Regions from separate parts of the Mus musculus genome. Here region 2 is linked to region 1. The links are chromatin loops, found by intact Hi-C in ENCODE. Cell type or tissue: heart. All regions are shown on one strand.

The links. Peaks named below come from ENCODE experiments on the same cell type or tissue, not always from the same donor. Only the 100,000 strongest peaks of a DNase experiment are listed, where the experiment ranks them.
Region 2: it touches region 1 in a loop (2.0-fold over the local background); 5 of 42 quality-filtered maps call a loop at or near these places.

Annotation. Positions count from the first base shown.
Region 1 is chr19:60,887,079-60,892,078 of GRCm38, reverse strand. Grk5 (G protein-coupled receptor kinase 5) reads right to left here and starts at 2,330. Exons shown (of 16, transcript NM_018869.3): 1 at 1,448-2,330. The coding sequence starts at 1,499. In heart, a CTCF peak has its summit at 2,354; DNase peaks (open chromatin) are centred at 1,908, 2,348 and 2,788; H3K4me3 peaks cover 3,073 bases; H3K27ac peaks cover 3,372 bases.
Region 2 is chr19:61,224,862-61,229,861 of GRCm38, reverse strand. It overlaps Csf2ra (colony stimulating factor 2 receptor, alpha, low-affinity (granulocyte-macrophage)), which reads left to right and starts at 1,444. Exons shown (of 12, transcript NM_009970.2): 1 at 1,444-1,523; 2 at 2,497-2,590; 3 at 2,678-2,832; 4 at 2,936-3,056; 5 at 3,208-3,337; 6 at 3,478-3,647; 7 at 3,807-3,934; 8 at 4,041-4,070; 9 at 4,210-4,339; 10 at 4,442-4,538; 11 at 4,648-4,729; 12 at 4,829-5,000. The coding sequence starts at 2,497. The coding sequence ends at 4,858. In heart, no CTCF peak of the experiment used is centred here; DNase peaks (open chromatin) are centred at 1,641, 2,151, 2,731, 3,651 and 1 weaker place; H3K4me3 peaks cover 3,409 bases; H3K27ac peaks cover 3,392 bases.

The sequences.
Region 1 (5,000 bases):
GACCTCAAAGTGTCAAGATGAGTTGCTGAAATATAGCACAAGGTGGGTTGTATACCACCACACACCATGTACTGAGCCACAAGGTGGTGGAATGGGCTGGATAAACATGAGTTGTTTTATTGCTGGCCAGAAAATCTTCCTTCATTCATCAAAGTGGCTGAATGAAAACATTATGAAGTAGGGATGGCATTTTCCCGGGCTACTTGCAGAGAATCCTTCTGAAGGGAAAAAACTTACTCTGTCTGCCCTGGATATCAAATACAATTTTCTCCCAGGACAGGAAAACAACAACAACAACAACAAACCCTCCCCCTTCTTATAGAATGGTTGCACACCAGAATCCAAATCTTGGCAAATGCGATGTTACATAAATTCCAAGTTTTCCTAAATATGTATGTTTACATTCATGTAACACAAACCTTTTTGGACATCGAAGTTTCTGTCACCCCAAATACTTTTTCAAATCAAAAATCAAAAATCAAAATGCCTGGTACTGGGTATTACTAAGGATCTTACCTATTCCTGACAGCTAAATGCAGAAATTTAGTGAGATGCATACAAAACACAGCAGCACACTTGTCTATAACTAAGCCTTATCTACCTCAGGGTGGGAGCTGGGGTGGTTAATAACAACAATCCACCCTAAAAAAATTTAAATTATTTTCTCAGTGACTTGTAAAGCCGCCCTTTCATTATTCTATAAACTGGCTAATTCCTCAACATCTTACTTTGCCTTTAAAAGGCTTCCTTCCACACAACGACGGGATTTCCCTAAGAAAATTTCCCAGAGGATGATTTCCACCAATAGTCTTTATCAACTCAGCCTGCGCAAGCAAAGACTTGGTTTTTGCTAATTCCAATCCCACAACACACACACACACACACACACACACACACACACACACACATACACGAGAGAGAGAGAGAGAGAGAGAGAGAGAGAGAGAGAGAGAGAGAGAGAGAGAGAGAGAGAGAGAGAGAGAGAGAGAGAAGAGGATTGGAAGAGAAGAAACAGAGGAGAGGAGAAAGAGAAGAGACAGAGGAGAGAGGAGAAAGAGAGAGAGGAGAGAGTTTTTTCACATTCTTAAAACCATCCCGGGCCAACTCTAAAGACTGTTTTATTGGCACGTTTTCTTGCTTCTATCTCCTAAAAGAATGCTTTTCCAACTGCCCTTTCAACAGCTGCGGAGATCGAACGATTTCTAAGGTTCAGTTGGAAACTAGAGGATATTTTAGCATCTTAACTCGTCCCTGCAACTGTCTTTGCCCCGGTCCCTATCTTCTGAGCCCAAGGCTCAGAAGTCTCTCAATATTTGCAGACAGATCTCCAAGCTGTACCACTCGCACCAACTCACTGTGAGCATCCTGCACGCCCGCTTGTCACCCGACACCCGCACCCCGGCCCGCGGCAAACGCGCCGTGCACGCACCGGACCACCCGAGCTTACCTTCCCGGGCTTTCAGCAAGACCGTGTTGGCCACGATGTTTTCCAGCTCCATTGACAGTCGGCAGTCAGCGAGGGAGCCGGCCGGCTGTGCTGTCAGCGTCTGGGGTGATGCCGCTGCCGCTGCCACTGCTCGAGCTGCCGCCGCTGCTGCCAAACCCCAGAGCAAGCAGCCTGCCTGCTACCGCATTATTCTTTCTCGGAGCCCGCGGAGTTTCCCCCTCTGCACCGAAGAGACGCCGCCGCCGCTTCTTCCTCCCTCTGTGTCCCCCCTCCCCCCTCCCTCAACACTTTCCCCCCCACCCCCCACCCTCCGCGCGTCTCTGTCACTCCATTCTCCTCCCCTCCGGCTCCCTCGGATGCTTTAATGCTTCGGATGCTTCAGCCTCCCCTCGTTCCCCTCCCGGGGGTGTGGTACTCCAGGCTCGAGCCGCTGCAGCGCGCAGGCGTCTGCCCGGAGGCAACTCCCACCGCGCGCTCTGAACGCGAGGAGTGCTGGGAATTGTAGTCCCGCGTCTGACGGGGCGAGGGCTCTATTGCACCGGGACTGTGGAGCAGGACTGCTGCCGGTATGGCGCTGAGCCCAGGCGGCCCAGCCTCGCCGGCAGGAGTCAAAAACGACTCAGCCAAAACGAAACCCCCACTCCTGGAGCGCAGAGTCCCTTTCCTGTCCCGCCAAGATCCGAGAAAGCGGAAAGCACAAGCCAAGGCGGCAGAACGCTGCTGTGGGAGGCCCAGGAGTGAGCTGAGACCCGAGCGAAGGCGCGCTCCTGGGGTTCCGCGCGGCCCGCCGTCTGCCGCTCACACGCGCCAGGTCTCTGACAAAGGTGCACTTTGTTTCCGGGCAGCAAGGGGTTCGGCCAGCCCGGGGCGACCTGGCGGCCGCTGATCTCTAGGCACGAAGTATGCGCGCCCCCTGGCGACGGCGCGTCTATGGGAACCAGAAGGCAGGCGCCTGGGACTCTCGGGATCCCCACGCACAGAGCAGCTTCACTTTGCAAGCCCGGGAGCCCAAAACCCCAAGATTTTCATTATAACCAAACATATTGTAGTCGAATTACTAAAAACACATAAGAAATCGAATCTTCTGTGGAAATGTTGATGAGTAACAAGCCAAGCCAGCATGAAAAGGCATTCAAATTCCAGGCTTGTTTATCTTGGAGCACTTGGCTCCTTACACTTTCAGAACCTCGGACTCCAGATCTGGTCCCAGCTCCTCTTTCCCCAAAACTTCTAATGCTGGGAAATTAGCTGTCCGGTCACCTGGAGTCTTTCGAGGAGAGTCCTAAGAGCTGGGGGCGGGGCTGCCAGGTCCCAGGGAACAATGAGGCCTTTGCCTCCTCTGGGCCTTTCGGGCCGGATATCCGTTCTGAAACTAGTCTGAGGCTTCTGTGTCCAAGAGAAGGAAAAGCCGGCTGTCCCCAGAGCAGCCAGGAAATAGGGAGGGGCCTAGAGAAATGGAAAACAGTCATTAAGCATTGGAGCTAATGGTGTTTTAAGTGTGGTTACCAGACTAGTGCTGGTTCTAACAGTTAGTGATAGTCTTTTTCCTAGTGGGTATATCTGCCACCACCACTTGCCTAGTGTCTGGACTTGGATCAGTGGGCCTCACTTGTCTACAAGAAGAGTTAAGTTTGCTTGTCAGAAGACAGAGAGTTGAGCAAACAACTTGAGCACCTGACAGCACAGGAATTACTACTGTTCTAAGCAATCTAAACTTAGACTTTACTACAGACTCTCATTCCCAGAGCCCCAACGTGTGATGAAGGAATCTCTCTCAAAAAGAAAGTTATATGTAAGTACACTTTAGCTGTCTTCAGACACATCAGAAGAGGGTGTCACATCTCATCTCCTTATGGATGGTTGTGAGCCACCATGTGGTTGCTGGGACTTGAATTCAGGACCTTCAGAAGAGCAGTCAGTGCTCTTAACCACTGAGCCATCTCTCCAGCCCGTTTATTGACTTTTTTCACCATTTTTTCCCACTTTTTTTTTTTTTTTGAAACAGGGATTCATAAAACCCAGGCTGGCCTATAGTTCCTGATTCTGCTGCCTGGGTCCTCTGTAAGAGCAGTGAGTGCTGTTAAACACTAAGCCATAATATTTCATCTCCAAAACATTTTTGTTTTGTTTCCTTTTTTGATAAAATTTCCTTGTGTAGCCCTTGCTGTCCTGGAACTAGCTCTGTGGATGAAACTGGCCTCAAACTCAAAGAGATCTGCCTGTGTCTGCCTCCCAAGTGCTGGGACACCACTGTTGGAGTTCCATAACATTTTTTTTAATGATTAAGTTTGACCTGGTTACAAACTTCCTGTGTTTACCAGTCCTAAAGATTTTTAACAATGCAGATTCTGATTAAAATGCAGATGTAGATCTAGGGCAGATCCTGAAATTTCTGTGAGGAAACACACCACCCTCTTGAGTAGCAAAGCTCTGTTGACTGTAACTCATACCACTCTATTTTCTAATATCCAGCCCCAACCCGAGTCAGCAGTAGTTTTCCTCTCTGGTAGATAGAAGCATGCTTGTTTGCCTCTCTGTAAAGGCCTGCCTTTCTCCATTTTACAGAGATATGCAGATCCAGAATAAGGCCCAACAGATACAGCAAGTGGGTCTTAGCTTGAACAGTTCTCTCTCCACTACAGGGTGATACATCTTTCCTACAAAATAAATGGTTGTAGGTCAAGTTATCTGTGCCTCTCTGAGGAAATTAGGACATTCCAGTGCAAGAATGGAACAATGATAGCATTTATTCAACCCCAGTGGGGAACCAGGCCTGTGCTGTTTGACATGGATTATCAACTTGAACACAACGTCCGGATGAGATAGGAAATATAGCTGTATTTTGTAGATAAGAAGAGGTTTTATTATTTTCCTGGGGTTACACACTAGTAAGTAAAAGTCCTAGCAATGGAGATGCATACCTTTAGTCCCAGTGCTTGGGAGGCAGAGGCAGGAAGACCTCTGACTTCAAGGCCAGCCTGGTCTACAGAGTGAGTTCCAGGACAACCAGGGCTACACAGAGAAACCCTGTCTATAAATAAATAAATCCTAGGATTTGAGCCTGGCAGATAGATCAGAGAGTTCATTCACTGATCTCTGCCTGGTACAGATTGGATGCCATGGTTCTGAAATTTTGTTTTGTTGCCACAGTGAACTTGTAAGGAAAAGCAGACAGTTGACTAAATGGTTAAGATTTTAGGGCATTTTCTATTTCCATCCATAATTCCACTGTGATCATTTCATTCTTTTCAATTAGCTACAATAATAATTCACGGTCCCCTGTGAAAAATGAGTTTGTTTTGAGGAAGAGTCATCAATTAAGTATCAATAACTAATTAGGGAATTGTTGACAGCCAACTGAGAGCAAGTATGGAAATCAAAATGAGGATCCTGTGAGTATGCAATAATGAGAAAGACAAAAGCTGACAAGCTACACACTGGATCCTCAAAGCTAAAAAGGAAAAGGAAAAAACAAACAAACAAAAAACCAGGGTCTCTTCCAGAGGCACCTCTATCTCCCATGGATAAAAGCTGTTGGGTCAGAGTGTTTATA
Region 2 (5,000 bases), 340 kb before region 1:
GTGTGCAGTGGGCCTTGATGGAGCAGAGCAGAGACTCTATGGTTTAAGAGCTTTATTATAGAAATTCAGGGGAAAGAGAGAAGGTAGAAGAGAGAGGAGAGGGGGGAGGGAGGAAAGGCTAGAGAGAAAGAGAAAGAAGGAGAGAGGAGAGGAAAGAAGAAGACAAAGAGAAAGGGAAGAGGAGAGAAGTGAGAGAAGTGAGAGGTGAGAGGACAAAGGAGTAAGAGAGCGAGGTGGGGGCTAAGCACCCCTTTTTATGGTCTTCCCTGTTGCTAGGTAACTGGGGAGGAGTTTAGCCTGAAGGTCAGATTGACCATGCTTCTCTTGGGGCTGTGGGAGGTGGTAAGGAGCATGAGGGAATGCCTACCGTGTCATGAGGGTGAATTATGACTATCGGGGTTCAGACCTCAGATCGACTGGAGACCAGCCTGCAATTCCCCACAATACCATGTAGGTTTTTAAAACTAATAAAATTTATCTTAAAACATACAACTCAGTATTGATATTTTTAAAGTCATTAAAATAATTCATAATAGTTTAAATGCCTCTTAAATGTACATGACATCTTCGGAAGCAGACATTAATACACACTCTACCAGTTTTTAAAATCTGTTTGGAACATTAAACACGACAGAAAATCTCTCATGAGTCCTCTGTGGACAGAAATTGTGACGAGTTCCTGATTTTACAGAAACGTCCATCTCCGCGCAGTGTGTGTGTGTGTGTGGCTTCACAGAATGAGCTGGGTGGAAGCATCCACCAGGCCCGCCTGACCCTGGGCTGTCTTGGGTGGGAGACTTCACAGCTGTCTCTGGGTTCTGGGTCCTGGGACCGTTAGGTGGCTTCCGTGATTTTAACTGTGGTGCCTGTGCTGTGTAGAAAATTGTCCGTTTCATCCAGATTTGGTTTTCCCCAATTTGGAAATTAACGATGACGCAAGGAGATGTGAACCTAAGGATCACCTGTTGAACCTAACCCTTATCAATATGATCAACAGGATCAAGACTTTGCATGTCAGAGTCTTCCCACTGTGTAAGCGCGTGCTCACATGTGTGGTCACACTGTGTGCATCAGGGTAAGACTGTCGGTGATGTCACACTGTGCTGAGTGGTCACACTGTGTCCACAAGGGGTCAGATGCAGTGACTGACGTCACACCGTGTGTAGCCAGGCTGTGTGCGTGGCAGTGTGACGCGCCCGAACAGCCACACAGTAGGCTCACGTCCCGGTGTGCTGCCCCACTGCACGAGGTTGCATGGCGTCACACAGCGGGCCAACCGCCTGGCGCGTATACTTACTGTGCGCATTTGACATCATGCTGCCTGCACGGGACACTCGGACCCCGCCCCCGGTGACGTCACCGGGCCCCACCCAGCCACCCACCCCTGCCTGCCTTGTTCCTTCCCCTCTAGGTTTCCCAACCTGCAGATGAGGAAGAGGAAGCGGGAGACAGACGGACAGACGGACGGACACAGACGCTGCGCCCAGGCCTCACCATCCATCGCAGGAAGCCCCCTGTCTCAGGTCAGAGCCCCTCCACCCCTTTCCACCTCACCCTGCCTGACATGACGTCACCCAGAAGCCCCTCCCACCTGGCCCTACTGTGTGCCCAGCACACCCTGGGGTTTAGAAAACGATGGGGCTAGGGGACGGAGAGACCGGAAGGGGGGGGCAGTGGGACATGCAGACCTACTGTGTGTGCCCTGGGTCTCGGGTACAAGGTCCCCACCACCCGTGGGTCTGAGCCCTGGGGATGGTTTGGGGTGGGGTCAGAGGTAACAGAGGCCAAGGGGGGCTTAGAAGCCGGAGTTGGGGGGCGTGGCCTCCGCCTGCCAATCCCCCGCAACCTCTGACCTCTGTGTAGTACTGGGGTCAGGAGATGTGGTTCACCTCCAGGAGTCAGGGGTCTGGAGATGGTGGAGTTGAGGCAGGGGGATGGCTTCAAGTGCGTTTCCTCCAAAGCCCGGGGCGGGGGTGGGGGGTGGGGGAAGCGGGGAGTTGCGGATCGCCCCTAAGCCCGACTGCGGAGACCCCGCGGACGCCGCCCCCGCCCTCCCCACTCCCCGCGAGCGAGCGTCCTTGGCCCGACAGGAAGTGGGGACTGGAGAAAAGGAAGTGGCTGCAGCTGAGCTTGGAGCACGGCGGGGTTGGGGAAAGGCGGGTCCAGGCGGCGGTGGAGCGTGAGGGGGAAAGGGTCTGACCTACACACAGTCAGGCCACAGGCAGGCAGGGCGACCCCCGATCCCCTCGACCGCCTCCCCACCGCGCGGACAAAGCGGGTCCACATATAAGCAAAGATTCACGGGGAATCAATAGGATAACGTCACCAAGAGAGGAGCTGAGACAGGGGCATGGCTCAGATGGCAGAGCCCAGCCTCTGTACCCACCACAAATCATGCTGTAGTGAGTGGGTGGGACGGGGCCAGAGAATGCCCCGCCCACCCTAGTGCGCCAGACAGGATAACACCTCGGCTCTGCCCACTCATCTGACTGACAGATGACGTCATCACATGCCATGAACATCACCCCCCTGGCTCAGCTCGCCCTGCTCTTCTCCACGCTACTGCTTCCGGGAACTCAGGCCCTTCTGGGTTAGTGACGCTAGGTGGGCGGGGTCGGAAGTCACGGTGGGCGGGGCCGCGTCCAACAGAGCCACCTCACCCTCCTCCCCCTTCCAGCTCCGACCACACCGGACGCCGGCTCCGCCCTCAACCTGACCTTCGACCCCTGGACTCGGACGCTGACCTGGGCCTGCGACACCGCCGCGGGGAACGTCACGGTGACGTCATGCACCGTGACCTCGCGGGAGGCGGGGATACACCGGCGAGTCTCGGTACGTGGGGGTAGGGAGAGAGGGCCTTGTCCCGCAATGATGTCACTTCCGGTCGTGACCCCAATGCGCTCCCCCACCCTCCCACTCCCTGTCCCCCCCGCAGCCCTTCGGTTGCCGCTGCTGGTTCAGGAGGATGATGGCGCTGCACCACGGTGTCACGCTGGATGTCAATGGCACGGTCGGGGGCGCGGCCGCGCACTGGAGGCTGAGCTTCGTCAACGAAGGTGGGCAGGGCCGGGAGCGTCCCGGTGACGTCATCGCTCGCGAACGCCGGCAAGCGATGACGTCACCGCCGGCAACCGGCGTCGTCATCGCCAGCAACCAGCGACGACGCCTGGCGACTTCCGGTCGGGCTCACGGCGGCCATCTTGTCAGGCGCGGCGGGCTCGGGGGCGGAGAACCTGACCTGCGAGATCCGAGCCGCGCGCTTCCTTTCCTGCGCGTGGCGGGAGGGGCCAGCGGCGCCCGCGGACGTCCGGTACTCGCTGCGAGTCCTCAACTCCACGTGAGCAGTGACCTCAGGCGGGGCCCTCATGCATCGTGGGTGTGGTTGGCCAATCACGTCATCACGTCGCCGGTGACGTGAGCCCTGAACCCGCTATGACGTCATCGCTGGCCCTCTGACCCCGCCCCGCCTCTCTCCAGGGGTCACGACGTGGCGCGATGCATGGCCGACCCCGGGGATGACGTCATCACACAGTGCATTGCGAACGACTTGTCACTGCTGGGGAGTGAGGCCTACTTGGTCGTGACCGGTCGGAGCGGTGCGGGGCCAGTGCGGTTCCTGGACGACGTGGTGGCTACGAAGGCGCTCGGTGGGGTTGGACTTGTGAGCGGGGGCGGGGCTTGTGAGCCTGATTGGCATGCGGGCATGAGGTTGAGTGACGTTTGTGGGCGGGGCTTGTGAGCATGATTGGCAAGCATGAGGCGGGAATTGTGAGTGACAGCCCCGGCCACGCTTCCCGCCCTTACAGAGCGACTCGGTCCCCCACGTGACGTCACCGCGTCCTGTAACTCTTCCCACTGCACCGTCTCGTGGGCCCCGCCCTCGACCTGGGCATCCTTGACGGCCCGGGACTTCCAGTTTGAGGTCCAGTGGCAGGTGGGCGGGGCCTCTCCAAGTTGGCGGGGCCTGAAGGAGGGGCGGAGGCCAAGGGCTCGCTGGCCACGCTCCCAAATGCTCAGCCACGCCCCCATCCCTCCCGCAGAGCGCAGAGCCAGGAAGCACACCCCGGAAGGTGACCTGAGCTGATGCAGGGGCATGACCTGGATGGCGGGGATGGAGAGGACCTGAGGCAGGGGGATGGGCTTGGGTGTGGGTGGGCGTAGTCGCGGACTCACTGGGACAGGTTTCGTACTTCCGGCCCCACCCCCCAGGTGCTCGTCGTGGAGGAGACCCGCCTCGCCTTCCCCAGCCCCGCCCCCCACGGAGGTCACAAGGTCAAGGTGCGCGCGGGCGACACGAGGATGAAGCACTGGGGCGAATGGAGTCCCGCCCATCCTCTCGGTGATGTGTGGAGGCCCCGCCCACTCCCCGGGAGACCCGCCCTCCGCGTCCACTGCGAACGCGCTACTTCCGGTCCCCTGACCTCTCCCTCCCACCCCACAGAGGCTGAGGACACGCGAGTGCCCGGTGCGCTCCTGTATGCAGTGACAGCCTGCGCAGTCCTACTGTGCGCGCTGGCGCTCGGAGTGACGTGCAGGAGGTGGGGCGACGGCGGGGGCTGAGGCAGGGGGATGGCCGGGATGGAGAGAGTGAGGCAGGGGGATGGCCACTGTGAACTCTGCCCTGCCCTGCCCTGCCCTCTCCCTCAGGTTCGAGGTGACGCGCCGACTCTTCCCGCCCATCCCAGGGATCAGGGACAAGGTGTCCGACGACGTGCGAGTGAACCCTGAGGTCAAAAGTCACAAGCGCTCGTGGTGGGGGTGGGGCGCGAGGCTTGTCCCCTGTAACCCAAGGCGTGACCTCTGACCCCCGTCCACCCCCCCCCCCCAGACCCTCAGGAAGGACCTCCTGCAGCCCTAGACGTCCCGCCCCCAACGTGACTGACAGGAAGGACTTAAACTTCATGACATCAACTGATGTCATGAAGCGATGCTGATAGACGTCATCGTGACCGCTCCCCACCCCCACGTCTGGTGTGACTGGACCCCTGTTGCCCTGTTCA